Linked DNA regions of Homo sapiens: region 2 is linked to region 1. The links are chromatin loops, found by intact Hi-C in ENCODE. Cell type or tissue: HepG2. All regions are shown on one strand. Links, peaks and the distances in the headings refer to the core of each region. The heading gives the core; the rest is flanking DNA.

Region 1 (8,421 bases), core at 383-8,382:
CCTGAGCCGGGGTCTGGAGACAGCCTGGTGGCCACACAGGTGTGGGCACTGCAGCAGGTTGTACTTCCCAGCTCCAGAGGGCCGGGCGCTGATCTCTAAGCAAGCTCACTCCAGTGACTGCCATGCTATAAACCCCACGACGCACTGGGGAGCTGAGAGTGTCCCATGAAAGGCCCCAGAAGATGGATTTGATTTGTTCATTCTTATTGGGAACCCTGATTCACAAACCCCGGCAGCTTTGAGGAAATTGGTTATTCATGCCCAGAATGAATCAGCAAAGCCTCCCCACGTCAGTCGCCGCCCGGGAAGCTGTCACCTCCATGGCCGCAGCACTCTCTGCCTTGGCAGGCAAGTGGCATAAAACACTGCCTTCAAAGTGATTCCCAGAACCAGGCCAGGCCAGCCCACTGCCTGCCTGGGATCCGTGCTTCCGGGAACAGGCACGGACCCCAGAATGGGACCAGCTGCAGGTCCAGAGAGCACACGGGCCCCCAGGAACACAGGAGCCCCTCAGCTGCTCTCCTTGGTGCTGAAAGAGCCTGGTGGCAGAGCTGCAGATACCTGCGGCAGAGACGGGGTCCCCACCCCGGCACCCCACAGGCCTCCTCAGTGCCTGCGCCCCCCACCCGAGGACATCTCTGGGTGTGAGTGTGTGGTGTGTGGGGCTGGCTAAGTGTTAGGACTTCACTCGCCCTGGAGAGACCCCCACCAAGAGGGGCAGGAGTTGGCACACTAATTCCCAGGGTTCTCAACACCCAGGGGGTCCCTCTGGATCTGAGCTCTGGTCCCCAAGTGGTCACCGGCTCCCTAACTTGCTCTCTGTCACCTTCCCTCCCCCGGGCCTTGTCTGCCTGTGCCCATGCTGCCCCGCAGCTGATGAACCCCAAAGCGGCCCACTCTGATCTTACACTCAGGAAACGTGGCTCGCTGGGCTGCAGCGTTCTAGGACATTCCGCTCTAGGAGGGGCTGGAGCAGAGCCCCGGGTGCTCCACATGCTCCTCTTTATCTCAGGGGCTTGTGCATCCAGCATATTCCAGTTATTCTTGAGAACTACAAGCAAGAAAGGAGGGAAGAGCCGGGCCTCCAGGGATCTGTTTTACAAGAGGGTCCTCAGGAAAATGACCCTCTTGCATGGCTCATGCAAGGAAAATGAAGCTGCGGTTGTTCAAAGTGGCCACCTGCCCCTCACTCACGCTACCCCTTCCCTGCCTCCCAGTCTCACCTCCCCACCACGCACCCTGCTTGCTGGAATCACCTCCCGCATAAACCCTGTGCCCCAAACCCTCTCCCAGGGTCTGCTTCTTTGGGGACCTTGAAGGAAGACACCAGCGTTCCCCACTTACAGCAGGCTTGGGGCCCAGACTCGGGATCAGCTTTGGAGATGATGTCACACCTGATTTTCTGTTGGGAGAATCCCTGCCTCTGCCCTCTGGCCTCACAGGTGTTGCTGGCTGCACCGGCCAGGGTCAACCCCAGCTGTCCTGTGTGAAAGTCTGGCTGAAGCAGATCTTTCCAGAGCACGTGTCCCCAGAACACTTGGCCCCACCAGATGCTCCAAGAGCCGTCTGGGCAGAGCCGTGCAGGCTGCCTCCCTGGCTGTCCTGAGGGCTGGGGTACGTGCTGCCTCCCTGGCTGTCCTGAGGGCTGGGGTACGTGCTGCCTCCCTGGCTGTCCTGAGGGCTGGGGTACGTGCTGCCTCCCTGGCTGTCCTGAGGGCTGAGGTGTGCACAGCCTGAGTGACCAGCTCGGGAGGCTGTGTGACTGGCACCAGGTGTCTCCAGGAAGAATTTACCAGAAACCCTTATTTACTTATTTTTTCTTTTTGTTTTTTTATAATTAGATACTGGGGCTAGACACGGTGGCTCATGCCTGTAATCCCAACACTTTGGGAGGCTGAGACAGGTAGATCTCCTGAGCCCAGGGGTTTGAGACCAGCCTAGGCGACATGGCAAAACCCACTCTCTACAAAAAATACAAAAATTAGCCAGGCATGGTGGTGTGTCTGTAGTACCAGCTACTTGGGAGGCTGAGGTGGGAGGATCACTTGAGCCCAGGAGGTGGAGGTTGCAGTGAGCCGAGATCACACCACTGCACTACAGCTTGGGCAACACAGTGAGACCCCATCTCAAAAAAAATTAGATACTGTGTCTCGCTATGTTGCCCAGGCTGGTCTCTAACTCCTGGGCTCAAGCAATCCTCCTGTGTTGGCCTCTCAAAGTGCTGGGATCACAGGCGTGAGCCACTGCACCCAGCCAGGAACCCTTATTTTTGCTAATGCCTGTGAGCTCGTGGCCCGAAACCTGTGCCCCTGAGGCCCCTGGTGTGAAGAGCTTCCTAGCAGCTCTGAGCTCACCTACGAGGCGATCAGATTTGCTCTCAGCAGCTGATCCCACCGTGCATCTAAGCAGCGTGAAGTTACCAAAGTCAGTTTCCACACTCCGTCCCAGGAACACAGACGTGACATCCTGGAAGCACAGGGGATTCAAGGTGTCCTCACTCGTAGTTCCAGAGCCCACAGCAACACAGGACATGCAGGCTGCAACTGTGAATTGTGTGTGAATTGCTTTCCTGAAAGAGGCCCTTCTGCAAAGCTGCCAGACCCGGGGGTGGGTCGGACCCGGGGCCCTGCGAGGCTCGGCCACCTCTCTGCCTGGGTCTGAGCTTGACCAGGCGGGTGTCAGTGGAACGTGCCTTTGCAGAGCGGCGCTCCAGGGCTCAGTGCACCACACTGGCTCTGCCGTCCCTATTCCATAGAGGAGAAAAATGAGGTCCCGAGAGGAGCAGCAGCTTGCCAGGGTCACATGCTGGAAATGAAGCCAGGCCTAGCCCCGTCCCCCCGCGCGTGTCCGGCTGAGCTTCCTGAGGAGCAGTGGCCACATCCACACTGCACCAAACCCTCCTGCAGCCGGTTCTCACCGGAGAGACAGTCCCCATGTCAGGGCGGGTGAGCAGCCACCCGCAGAGTGTGTGTGTGTGTGTGCACGCGTGGGGGATGTGTGTGTGTGTCATGTGAGGGACGTGTGTGGGTGTGTGTGTCACGTGAGGGATGTGTGTGTGTCATATAAAGTGTGTGTCACGTGAGGGATGTGTGTGTGTGTTATGTGAGGGATGTGTGTGTGTCATATAACGTGTGTGTGTGTTATGTGAGGGGTGTGTGTGTGTTATGTGAGGGATGTGTGTGTCACATGAGGGATGTGTATGTGTCACGTGAGGGATGTGTGTGTCACGTGAGGGGTGTGTGTGTCATATAACGTGTGTGTGTCACGTGAGGGGTGTGTGTGTCATATAACGTGTGTGTGTGTTATGTGAGGGATGTGTGTGTGTCACGTGAGGGATGTGTGTGTGTGTCATGAGGGACATGTGTGGGTGTGGGTGTGTCACATGAGGGATGTGTGTGTGTGTCATGTGAGGGATGTGTGTGTGTCACATAAGGGATGTGTGTGGGTGTGTGTGTCACATGAGGGATGTGTGTGGGTGTGTGTGGGTGCATGAAGGATGTCATCCCTGTTCCGTGGCCCAGACATGCCTCACCTCACGCAGCCCTGTGCTCCGGGAAGGTGGGTCTGGTCCCGTGGCCCTAGCTGGCACTCCTCTGTCCCCTCCCATCTTGGGGTTTAATCGCCTCCAACTGTCCAGGTCCAGCTGAGGAGCCGCCTCTCCCAGGGCCATTCCTGATCCCCAGGGACCACTCCCCTCTGACCTCCCTGAGCACACATCTTTGTTGGAGGCATTTGTCACCCTGTCATCTGGAGACAGTGACTTCCTCTCATGAGAAGGGGAGCTCCTCGAGGGCAAGGCCTCTCTGTCCATGCGCCCCGGGAGCTGTCTCACGCTGGACCCAGCACGCGGTGGGGGCTTGGTAAGAATGGACTGACCCGGGTCTCTGAATGAGTGAAATTTAAATGTCTGCCTTGTGAGTTGGGTTTTGAGTGTGGGGCTCCGGTTCACATCCCTGTTGGGTTAGCCCAGGGCAAAGCGAGGGTCACCCCCCAGGATCAGCTCCACGCTTGCCCTGAACACAAGAGCCACTGGTGTTCGGGAGAACACACTGTACCCCAGAGGGCACCCAAGTCCCAGGCAGCCAGCAGTTCTGGGGACAGCCTGGAAGGAATTCCCCTGCTCAAAGCTCCTTTCCATCATTTGGGCCTCATTTTACATGTTCCTTCCTCCAGGAAGTCCTCCCTGACCACCCACCAAACCAGGTAAGCAGCAAGTTACTTCTCCCCTCAAACTCAAAGCTGTCTCCGGCTTTCCAAGCCCCAGTTTCCTTGGGTCCCTCATGGCCAAGAAGCACAACATGAGATGTTCCCCATCGTGCCCCAACACTCGTGTGGACAGTCCAGGGTTGAGCTGACCTCTGCTGAACTGTGCGCGCTGGGGCAGGTGCTGCGCCTGAGCTGTGCGTGCCGGGGCAGGTGCTGGGTCTCCCGAAGCCTTGGGTTCCTGCCGTGTCTGAAGCTCACGATGCTGGGTCTTGGGCTTCCTTGCCAAATTGGACAGAAAATCTGTCCTAATTATTGGGAATAATAAGGCCCTTGGAATCTCTTTGCTGTGGAACTTGAAAGACCATCCCCCCCCACCCCCGCACCCATTGCCACGAGGGTGATGGTCACTTTATGTGTCCACTCGGCTGCACCACGGTGCCCAGCTGTTGGCCACACACCTGCCTCGGTGCTGCTGTGCAGGTGTTTTCTGGCAGGATGAACACTTAGCTCAGCAGGTTTTGAGGTAGGAAAGTGACGCTCCACCATGGGGGTGGGCCTCGTCCCAGCAGCTGAGGCCTTGAGAGCAAAGACCGAGGTTTCTGGAAGAAAACGGGATTCTCCTCCACAAGATGGCAATGTGGAAGCCGTGCTGAGTTCCCAGCCTGCCGCCCTGCGGAATTTGGACTCAGATGGCAGCATCAGCTTCCCTGGACTTCCAGCCAGCTGGCCTGCCCTGCAATTGCCAGTCCCCACAATCATGTGAGCCAATTCATTAAAACCAATCTCTCTTATTCTTGATAGATAGAAAGAAAGAGAGAGAGAGAGAGAAAGAAGAAAGAAAGAAAGAGAGGAAGGAAGGAAAAGAAAGATAGAAAGAAAGAGAAGGAAAGAGAGAGAGGAAAGAAAGAAAGAAGAAAGAAAGAAAGAAAGAAAGAAAGAAAGAAAGAAAGAAAGAAAGAAAGAAAGAAAGAAAGAAAGAAGATGGATAGCTAGCTAGCTAGCTGGATAGATGGATGGATGGATAGATAGATGAATAGATGGATAGATAGATGGACAGATACATAGATGGATGGATGGATGGATAGATGAATAGATGGATGGATGGATGGATAGACAGATGGATAGATGGATAGATACATAGATGGATGGATGGATACATAGAATCAATAGATTGATTCATAAAGACAGAGAGAGGTGGACATGGATCCTACTGGTTCTGTTTCTCTGGGGAGCCCTGACTGACGTGGCTGGTCCCCCACACTGACAAGTAGACTGGCTGTTCGGTCAGGATTGGATGTGGCAGGGTTTGGTGCAATGTGGATGTGGCTGGCTCCTTAGGAAGCTCAGCCAGACATGCACAGGGGGGTGGGGCTGGGCCTGGCACCATTTCCAGTATGTGACCCAGGCAAATTCCTTCTCTCAAACTCAAAGCCATCTCTGGCTTCCCAAGCCCCAGTTTCCGTGGGTCCCTCATGGCTGAGAAACACAACATGAATTCAGAGGGAAGAGAAGAGCTGAGAACTGGCTCAGAGGCAGAGGCCACCCCCCAGCCTCTCGTGTTCCACCCTGTCCTCAGCGATGGGGACACAGAGGCCAGAGAGGCCCCTGCCTTCTTCAAGGTCATGGCTTGGAACAATGAGCAGTTCCAAAATTCACATATGTCCTTCTCCAGGCTCCCCAGCTGCCCTTCAGAGTGCTGGATTTCTCCACCTTTCCACCGTCTTCACCGCCTTCCACTGCCTTTCCACTGCCTTTCACCCCACAGTCTCTCCCGTCGGGGCTCCTTCCTCTCCGTCCCTCCGAGGGTCCGCTGCCCTTCCGCGGGATGGGATGGATCCTTCCAGCCCGGGGGCGGCAAAAGGTGCAGGTGGGGGCGGGGCGCGGGGGCGGGGCGGGGGCTACAATTTGTTAGGCTCCATGTGACTGTGTGCTGAGCTCCTCTAAGAGGCCTGGGGGCTGGGCAGTGACTGGCGTGTGCCCCGGAGTGCGGGGGCAGGGGGCTTGCCTCTCACTCCACGCCCAAGTTCCTGGGTGAATGCGTTCTGGGCAGCCTGGGTTTGTGGGTCTGAATCACAGAACTTCAGATCACACCTAGGCTGGAGGCCAACCCCGGCTGCAGACTCGGGGGAACGTCCTGAGCGCTTTCTTTTTAAACAGCTTTGACATGTGCAGCAAATAAGAGTTGAGTGAGGGATCCGCAGTGCCCTTGTGACGTCCTCCTGGAGAAGGGGCATTCACCACCCTCGCGGGCTGGGTTCCTGGCCACGCCTGCCCACCTGCCGGCCCGCCTGGGGCAGCTCTGGCAAACCCGGGGTGACCTGGGGGGGCGTGGAGGAGTGGCCCGATTTCTCCCGACCTGGGATCTGTACCTCCTCGCCTGAGACTTTCTTTCCAAAATTTCTAAATAAGAGCAGCCCTCACAGCTAGTTTCACATTCCCACCATCAAGAAAAGTGTGGAATAAAACTAAACCTACTGACTCCTCCTGTCCCCACCCCCAAATAGCCTCATTCAGCAGTTTCTCCGAAGCCTTCAGAGCAGTTTTCATTCAAACTTGCATGTAATTGTTGCTGCTTTAAAGAGAATCGCCCACAGCACGTAACACACAGCCTCTGGGTGCACGCAGGCCCAGGGGACGCTCGCAGGCCCGGCATGGGGTGGGGGGCATGCAAGCCCGGGGGGTGCCCGCAGGCCGGGTGCGGGGGGGCGGTGGCGCACGCAGGCTCAGGGGACGCACACAGGCTGGGTGGTGGTGGTGGGGGGTGATGCACGCAGGCCCGGTGTGAGGTGGGGGGACCTGGCGTGGGGTGGGGGAGTACGCAAGCCCAGGGGGTGCGCGCAGGCTGGGGGGGTGCATGCAGTCCCAGCGTGGGGTGGGGGGCATGCAAGCCTGGAGGGTGCATGCAGGTCCAGCATGAGGTGGGGAGCATGCAAGCCTGGGGGGGTGCGCGCAGGCTGGGGGGGTGCATGCAGTCCCAGCATGGGGTGGGGGGCATGCAACCCCAAGGGGTTGCACGCAGACCCTCCGCAAGCGCTGCAGCTACTGCTGTCCCTGGTGTGGCTGTGCCAAGATTTACTCACCGGGTCCCCACTGTCATTGCGGACACCAGCCGAGGGAGCCTCCTCAGCCCAGGAGCTCCCTCCTAGGGATGCGTCCAGGCAGGGAGGGCATGCCCGTGAGGGGGAGGCAGCTGGGCCTGGGCATCCACAGGCCTCAGGGTCAGGGGTTGAGGAGGGACTAGGCTTCCCTGTCAGCCCCGTGCAGAGCTCCCCAGGTTGACTGGCCCATCTCTCCCTCCTGCAGGGAGCTGAGCGCCATCCTCCCTCCCCTGTGGACAGCCCGCGAGGGCGCCTTTCCCGCCCATGTTCTAGAGGTCACCTGCACAGCAGGGGTGCCGGGGCCCAGCCAGGCGCCAGGCTGCAGGGGTGCCACCCTCAACCCTGGTGGTACCACCCCTGCTCTCACCCCTGCTACCATGCCTTGCCCATTCCTGGAGGGCCTCCCCGCTCCCAGATCCCACCCGTCACTGGGATCCCCAGATGGCTCTCTTTGTCCTGAGCCCTCCCACCTCCCTGCTCCACAGCAAATTTGCCTGTTATATTCCCACCCCCACAAGGTGTGGAACCTCAAGGGCAGGTGCTGCCTCAGGGGCGCAGAGCCATGCTGCCCACCGCCCCATGGTGCCCACACAGCGTGAGTGAGGCACAGGGTTGCTGGGCAGGGGCTCTGCTGGTACTGGGATGAGCTGATGCTGCCCCAAGGCCCCTCCCACTGTGGCAGGACTGGCATGGAACTGGATCTGTGCAGAAGCCCCCCATGGGGGTGGGCCTGGCAGAAGCAGCCCCCTCCCCATGTTGACAGCATTAGCCTGAGGCTTAATTTCGTGGAAATCTCTGCCAAGGGCTGAGGTTAAAAGTGTCCTCCAGGGACAAGCCTCTCCTCTCTAAATGAGCCCAAGTCCTCCATGGTCCCTCCTTTCCCCAGCAAACCTCACTCATGGGACAAAGGCTGGCAGGGCCCACACCACTGCAGGGTCTTGCCGAGATTCCCGGGAGATGCGCTCAGGGGCGAGAGGCCCAGTTCTTGGAAGCTGCCAAAATGGAATAAAAGCAGCTCCAAAGACTTTTGTTCTCCAGCTCAGCTCGGGGCCAAGTCACGCCACCCAGGAGAGCCCCTGAAGGTCGAGGACATGAGGGTGTGCAGTAAGCCGGGGGC
Region 2 (8,421 bases), core at 257-8,256, 60 kb after region 1:
CCAGACAATGGGATATTATTCTACAATAGAGAGAAATGAAGCCCCACGACGTGGCTCACGCCTGTCATCCCAACCACTCAGGAGGCTGAGACGGGAGGATCGCTTGAGCCCAGGAGTTCACGTCCAGCTTGGGCAACATAGCGAAACCCAGTCTTTAAAAGTAAAATAATCGTAACCAACTATGATATTTGAATATGATGAATCTGATCAAGAATAAAGGGAAACGTGTATCAAGGTCTGAAAAGATCTGAAGGAACTTTGAAGGCATATTGTTAAGTGAAAGAAGCCAGTCTAAAGAGGCTGCATGACGCATGGTTTCAATGAATGATAGCAGGTCCTTGAATAATGTTATTTCCTTTTTTTTTTGTTTTTGAAACGGAGTCTCGCTGTGTCGCCCAGGCTGTAGTTCAGTGGCGCGATCTCGGCTCACTGCAAGCTCCGCCTCCCGGGTTCACGCCATTCTCCTGTCTCAGCCTCCCGAGTAGCTGGGACTACAGGCACCAGCCATCACGCTCGGCTAATTTTTTGTATTTTTAGTAGAGATGGTGTTTCACCGTGTTAGCCAGGATGGTCTTGATTTCCTGACCTCGTGATCTGCCTGCCTCGGCCTCCCAAAGTGCTGGGATTACAGGCGTGAGCCACCGCACCCGGCCAATGTTATTTTCTTTAACGTTGTTTCATCATAATGTTGAGAAAAGCAAATCTGCTCCCACCCAGGGCCACTGTCCGGGGAGCCTGTGCATCGCCCCAGGTCCGCGTGGGTTTTCTGTGGATGCTCCAGTTTCCTTCCGTGCCCCAAAGATGTGCACGTAGGGGAGCTGGCGTGTCGAAGCTGTTCCCGTCGGAGTGCCTGCCCCAGGACGGAGTGTGAGTGCCCACTCCAGGACGGCAACTCCCATAGCGGCGTGCGCTGTGTCCAGGTGGGTTCCCGCCTGGTGCCCCGAGATGGGGGCATGAGCTCTAGTCACCCTGAACTGGAATAAGTGGGGAAATAGTTATCTTACTTGTTTTTAATAATCCTTCTTAAATTCTTGATTAAAAACGCACAGTTCACATTTGTTTCCATGTTTAATATTAGAAGGGCTTTGGACTTTATTTAGAAGTTTGGTGATGTTTTTGTGACCAGAAATATGCCATAGGAACTTAACTCTTGTTCATGTTAATTAGCCTGTGGTCAAATTCATTTTGTTATACGTCATTTTGCTTAAAGTCCCAGTTTCCAAAAACCTATCAATGATATGAAATGAAGCCTTACTGGGTATGACACTCTTGAAAAGACGAAACCACGGAGACAGCAGAAAGACCAGTGGCTGCCAGGGTTAGGGCGAGGAGGGGTGAACAGGAGGAGCCCAGAGGGTGTGAGGGCAGAGGGCAGTGGAGCTGCTCCATGGGACGCAGCGGGAGGGGGAAATCTGTGCCGTTATAAACAAGTCAGACCCACAGAACACCCAGCGCCAAGAGCGAGCCGTGTGGTAAAGGGCGGACTCCGGGTGATAAGGACATGTTGACATGTTGATGCCCGGTCACCTGCTGCAGCCACTGCACCTGTGGTGGGATGTGGACCGTAGGGGGCGGGGGCGGGGGGGCCGTGCACATGCTGGGCAGGGGGCATAAGGGAACTCTGTACTTCTACAACATTTTTCTGTAAAACTAAAACTGCTATTATAAAAAATAGTCTCTTAATTTTTTTAAAGCTCACCAGACGTACACAGTAACTCTCTGTATTATCGCAAATTTTCTGTAAATCTAAAATGGTTGCAGAAGAGGTCTCCTCCTGTACCACCTTCCTAAGCCTGCAGCCTGTGCCTGCTGGCGCACCCCGCCCCCACTCCTCCTTCTCCCCATCGTCCAGCCACTGGGGCCAGATTCCAGGAAGAGTCGCTGTAGGGACTTCCCTGCAGCAGAGGAGGGGGCTGAAGAGAAACCCCTGGTGGCCCGGCGCTCAGAGCCTCCCCAGCTTGGCTTCACCTAAGCAAAAGTGGAAAGGAGCCTCGGGGCCTGGCCCACCTTCATCATCAGTACCAGCGGCTAAAGCAGGGTTGTTGGGGGCCGTCCCTCCACTCAAAGTGGCCCCAGGGAGCCACCTCTACAGTGACAAGGGTTGCCCCAAGGAGAGGAACTTGGGTCCGATGCCCCCCACCCTGAAGCTTGGGAAAGGAGCACGGAGGAGGGACAGGCCGAATGGCCCGCTTGGGGTAGACATTAAAGGGAGCCAGGCTGCAGCCACTGCCCACCCCACCAACACCTGCTCCACAGTGGCTGGGCAGGGGAGGCTGAGCGAGCAGAAATGCAGCATCACGCAGCCAGGCCTGGCTCCCCAGGTCCCCAGAGCCACCCCATCATCCCGGCTACCTCTCCGCAGACCCTCCCTGTGGGGTCAGCGCTGGCAGCACCTCCTTCCTGTCAGGAACCAGCAGAGGAGAGACCTGTAGCAGAAGCAGTGATGTGGTGAGATGACATCCAAAAGGGACATGGCCCTTCCACTGAGAGGCTTCCCCAGAGGCACAACAGGAGACTTGCCAAGGTTTGCAAAGATGCAGTGAGGCTCAGCATGTCGCCAGGGGTGTGTTAGGGCGGGGGTCCCAAGAAATGACAGCCACCCGGCCGTCCCATCATGGTAGCCAAGGCACTGCTACCCACTGAAAGTTCTTCCCTGAGTGGAAGGAAGAATAATGGCTCCAAAGATGTCTTCATTCTAATCTGCAGAACGAACAGGTGGCCATGTCACCTTACATTGCAGATGGGATGAAGGACATGGGATGGGAGGTGACCCTGGGTGGGCCCAGTGCAGATCATCGCAAGGGGCTCAAGCGGTCAGGGAAGGTAGGAGGCGTGCAATGGAGCAGGGAGCATGGGCCATGCTGCACAGCTGGCCTTCAAGATGGAGGCGGGGCCACGAGCCAAGGGACGCAGGCACTTCCAGAGGCAGGGGAGGAGGGAGCGAGCCTCCCCTGAAGTCTCCAGAGGGAAGCAGCCTGGCCCACACCTTGATTTTGACCCAGGGAGACCCATGCAGACCTCTCCAAAACTGTAAGACAGTAAAGCCAGGTGGCTTCGAGCCACTAAGTTTGGGTCCGTTTGCCACAGCAGCCACCAGAGACTGACAAGCCCGGGAAGTCAACCACTCGCGTTGGAGCTGAAGAGACACAAGCACTAATCAGCCACCCACAACGACCACCGTCCACTCCCAAACAGTAGTAGAAACACTGGGGGAACCCCAGGTGACTTTCCCGTCAGAACGGCCATCCGAGCTTCCACAATGGGTGTGTCTCTTTCTCACTGCTGGTGGGCCGTCCCTGTCCCTCATCTGCGTCAGGGGTGGCACAGGACGCTGCCACAGGGACCTAGCAGTGGCTCTCGGATGGCACCCAGGTGACAGGGTGCAGGGCCCATGGATGCCCCCTTCTCCATCGCCTTCCTCTTTATCTCCACCTGAGCAGGGACCCGCTGGGTCCTCACTGCCTTGCATGACATCCCCCGAGCCGGGAGGATCTGGCCCCTGGGACAAGTAAGGAAACGTGCGAGAGAGCCCCCCCCACTCCCCCCGCCATGGCCTGCAAGCACCAGGGTCCAGGGCCCAGCTCCTCCGCCACAGGCAGCCTTGCTGTGGGTTTAGGGGCTCTAAAGGGCTGGCTCGGGGCTGGCTGGTCACTGCCGGGTGCTAGCTGGGGTTAGGGGATGCTCGACCTCTCTGCTTCCCGGAGATTGTGCTTTATTTAACAGTCTCAAGACCCTGGCGTCCCTTCTCCACAAAGAAGGCAAAGGGCCACCCCAGCCGGGGTAGGAGGCCGCAGGGAGCCAGCTACCGGCCGAGGCCCACTCGTCCCCGCTCCATTCCTGCGTCGCGTCTCCCGTGGGAAGGTGCCGTGAAGACGTTGAGCAAAGAGCATCTTGCGGCTCACGGGGATTTCCCTCGCGTCCAGGCGAAGTTTGGGTTGGAAGTTGCCAGATGGAAACTTCATTTTTCCTCAACATTTCCTGCCCAGTTCAGTGTGTAATTGGCTCACACATCCCCTTGGCGGTTTAGCAGAGAGTCCAGCCCAGCGCAGCTTATAAAGAAGATAAATCTAAACAAAGCTGGGGGAGAGCCGTCTGCAGCCACTCACCCTTCTGCTTCTTAAAGAAAAAACATCTCTTCTCTTTGCTGTGAGGCCACGAAGCGGATGCCCCTCCCTGCCCCCAACAGAAGCCTCCGGAGACTTACAGCAGCCTGGGGGAGGGGGGAGCTCCTGGGACCCTCCCCCAACACAGAGAATCTGCAGCTGACAAGGGTGAGCCTGAGCAGATGCTGAAGCCCGGGGGGCTTGTTCCCACCCAGATGGGGCAGGTAAGGGCCACCTGAGGGGGGCTGAGGCAGGCGGGGGGTGGGAGTAGGAGCGCCCCAACTCTCCTACTGTTTACAGTGGGCAGATATTAATTTTTTAAACTGCTTTTTTTAAATCTCCAAAATATTCTTCAATAGCGCACCCCATCTAAAAGATAACAAAATAATCTACTGAAAATGAGAGGCCTCCTTGTTGGGCTTATATTTTTTTATTGAGAATCTTGGTCCCATTGTTGAAAATCAATGAAAGTCCACAGGAGCCAACAACAAACTTCAGTCACTTAGTTTCTTGAAATAATGCAAATGTTTTTCTCCATTTACTGTAAAAAAATTTTAAAGAGAGACTGTACAATTCTGTTAAGCATGCCGCTCATATGTTCCAGACGGGTGGCGGGTAGGGAGCATCAAAGGGAGGGTGGAGCTGCGGTGGGGAGGTGGCCCTGCCTGGTCCCCGCCCCTCTGAGGCCCCTAGTTCCTCTGACTCACCCCCAGGGACATCACCTTGTCACTCGCCCACAAGGGCGGAGATCAGAACGGGCTGGATCCTCGCTCGCCAATGGTGTGAGGCCGAACAGCCGATCGGCTCGTGAAAATAGAGGCTGGAATTCTAAAGAATATTCAGAAATGACCCCATTCCCCGCCATGCCTGCCAGAGAAGCAGCTGGGCAAACAGCAGTGAGCAGGCGGGGTCTCTGTTTGAGTTCATTCCCCAAGTTCCAGGCACCCAGGGGCTCCGGGCACAGACATGGGGGGCTTCCTGCAGCCGGGCTGACACGGAGAGCTCTGTCCAGTGCAACCCTCTCCATCGTGCGGACTCTTACCAGCCCACTTCTCAGATGAGGAAGCCGGTTTCAGAGAAGTGGCAGTGCCCAGCATGGCAGAGCTGGGACTCCAGAGGGTGTCAGCGTCTCCGCTGGACGCCTGCACTCACACTCCCAGGAGGGCTCTGGGGAGGGCCGGGGGCAGATGGAACCTAGAGGGCCTGAGTCCACATCTGCCCAGGTCTGCCCCCAACCCCTCCCACAAGGACTGGCTAGAAAAGTGAAGGCAGCCAGCCATTAGAGAGCATGGGGAGGGAGTGAAATGGGGTTCCAGGAGGGTCTGGGTGGGTGGACCTCGGGGAGGCCTTCTGGGACTCAGCAGTGAGAGAGAGACAGAGACACAGAGAGACAGAGAAGGGGCAGAGGGCACTCTTCCACAACTGGTGGGGAGGCCGCTGAGCTGCTCACAGGACTCTCATTCATGTGGCCCAGGCAGCTCTGACCTTTTTTACCCTGGTGACATTTCAGCGAGTCATGGTGGTGGCCCCAGGCGGGGCTGCGTGAGATCCGGGGCTGCGGGAGACCCAGGGCTGCAGGAGGCAGGGGGCATAGACGGTGTGGGGGCATTGCTAGAAAACCCAGACCACCTGTCCCAATCACTGGACGGCTGTCCAGACAGGAGGTCACAATAGTCCATGGTGCCAGCCTGGCTGGACCAGGCTCTTATCTCCCCGTGCGTCGTCGTCCAGAGCCCCGATTAAGACCGAGGCCACACACCCGAGCTGGAGTCAGGGGCTCCCCCAGCCACGCTGATAGCCCTGGGAATCTCCAGGGAAACCACAGAAGTCACCGTCTCCCTTACTCACTTGGACTTTCAAGGTAGATGCTGAGCAGATGGAGATTCATGGTAGGGCTGACCTGAACCAAATCAGAGTCAGTCAGCCTGGGGGGACCATCCTCTACCCACTGGGTGGCAAAATGTCTACCTATTAGAATTATTTTAGATCCAAGAGTATGTTAATATTTTTTGTGTTAACCAATTAAAACTTTATGTAAAGCTCAAGGTTGTTGTTTTTTTAATTAAAAATTCCAACTAGAGAACTTGAGTTCTGGGGGTCACTTTTCAGATAAACCAGCAAAGAAAAATCTATGAAAGAATTGATAGCTGAACTTCATTAAAATTAACAAATTCTACTCTGCAAAAGACACTATGAAAAGAATAAAAGCCAGCCACAGAATATGCAAAGAGCTCTTAAAACTCAACAATAAGAAAATAAACAACCAGCTGGGCGCGGTGGCTTACACCTGTAATCTCAGCAATTTGGAAGGCCAAGGCCAGTGGATCACTTGAGATCAGGAGTTTGAGACCAGCCTGGCCAACATGGTGAAACCCTGTCTCTACCAAAAATACAACAATTGTCTGGGCATTGTGGCACATGCCTGTAGTCCCAGCTACTCAGGAGGCTGTGGTGGGAGAATCCCTTGAACCCGGGAGGCAGAGGTTGCCGTGAGCTGAGATCATGTCACTGCACTCCAGCCTGGGAGATAGAGGGAGACTCTTGTCTCCAAAAAAGAAAAAGAAAACTAACAACCCTATTAAAAATGGGCAAAAGGCCGGGCATGGGGGCTCACGCCTGTAATCCCAGCACTTTGGGAAGCCAAGGCAGACGGATCACGAGGTCAAGAGAGCAAGACCATCTTGACCAACATGGTAAAACCTTGTCTCTATTAAAAATACAAAAAAATTAGCTGGGCGTGGTGGCACGCACCTGTAATCCCAGCTACTCAGGAGCCTGAAGAACCCGGGAGGTGGAGATTGCCGTGAGCCGAGATGGTGCCACTGCCCTTCAGCCTGGGCAACAGAGCGAGACTCTGTAAAAAAAAAAAAAAAAAAAAGTGGGGGTGGCAAAAGACCTGAACAGACACCTCTCCTAAGATCTACAGATGACAAACCAGCATATAAGAAGCTGCTCCACGTCCTACATCACCAGGGAAACGCAAATTAACAACAACCAAGAGATGCCACCACACACCTACTAGAGCGGCCAAAACCCAGAACACGGACAGCACCGAACGCTGGCGAGGATGTGAAGAAACAGGACCCTCAGCCGTGGCTGCTGGGAAGGCAACATGGCGCGGCTGCTGGAAGACAGTCTGGCGGTTTCTTACAAAACTAAACGTGCTCTTACCACACGGTCCAGCAATCGTGCTCCTTGGTATTTACCCAAAGGAATTTAAAACTTACGTCCACACAAATTCCCACAAGTGGATGTATACAGCAGAAGTGCTTCGGGTGGTAACTGGATAAACCCGAGTCATATTCGGTGCTGAAAAGAAATGAGCCGTCGAGCCGCAAGAAGTCACAGAGAAACCTCAAACGCTATTGCCAGTGGGAAGGAGTCAATCCAAAAATGCTCCATGCTGTGTGATTCCAAACATACCACATTCTAGAAAAGGCAAAGCTATGGAAAAGATCCGAGGTTTCCAGGAGTTTGTGGGGAGGGAAGAAAGGGCTGAATAGGAACACAGGATGTTTAGGGCTGCGGAAATATCCTGTATGATGCAGTAGTGACGGTGGATACAGGACTTTACAGAGTTGTCCAAACCCACCGAATGGGCCGGGCGCGGTGGCTCACACCTGTCATCCCAGCACTTTGGGAGGCCGAGGTGGGCGGATCACGAGGTCAGGAGATCGAGACCATCCTGGTTAACACGGTGAAACCCTGTCTCTACTAAAAATACAAAAAATTAACTGGGCACGGTGGTAGGCGCCTGTAGTCCCAGCTACTCAGGAGGCTGAGGCAGGAGAATGGCGTGTACCTGGGAGGCGGAGCTTGTAGTGAGCCGAGATGGCACCACTGCACTCCAGCCTGGGCGACAGAGTGAGACTCCGTCTCAAAAAAAAAAAAACAAAAAAAAATAAACACCACTGAATGTGCAGTGTTAAGAGTGAAGTATGACCTCTAGTTAATAATGATGGGTATCAGTATTAACTCATCAATTGTCACAAATGTACCGCACCAACATGAGACGCCAATAGTGGGGGAAGGGCACACGGAGGCTTTCCATACACTCGATTTTTCTGTAAACCTAAAACTGGTCAAAAATATAAAGTCTATTAATTTTTTAAAAATTAGAAAATCCAGCCAAAGTTGTTACAGTTTTTTGTTTTGATTTCTGATATAGAGTCTTGCTCCGTCACCCAGGCTGGAGTGCAGTAACGCAATCTCGGCTCACTGCAGCCTCAACCTCCTGGGCTCAGGTGATCCTCCCACCCCAGCCTCCCCAGTAGCTGGGACTACAGGCGTGCGCACCACGCCCAGTTAATATTTTGTA

Evidence for each region. Peaks named below come from ENCODE experiments on the same cell type or tissue, not always from the same donor. Only the 100,000 strongest peaks of a DNase experiment are listed, where the experiment ranks them.
Region 2: a loop joins it to region 1, with 3 times the contacts of the local background. A loop is called at or near these places in 6 of 110 quality-filtered maps.

What each region holds. Positions count from the first base shown.
Region 1 is chr20:62,580,059-62,588,479 of GRCh38, reverse strand. No RefSeq gene overlaps it. Among named protein-coding and RNA genes, the nearest start is that of LINC02970, 19 kb to the left of the region's middle. In HepG2, for the core only: a CTCF peak has its summit at 4,848 (motif pointing right); no DNase peak of the experiment used is centred there; H3K27me3 peaks cover 7,350 bases.
Region 2 is chr20:62,520,398-62,528,818 of GRCh38, reverse strand. No RefSeq gene overlaps it. Among named protein-coding and RNA genes, the nearest start is that of MIR1-1HG, 26 kb to the left of the region's middle. In HepG2, for the core only: no CTCF peak of the experiment used is centred there; a DNase peak (open chromatin) is centred at 4,798; H3K27me3 peaks cover 6,149 bases.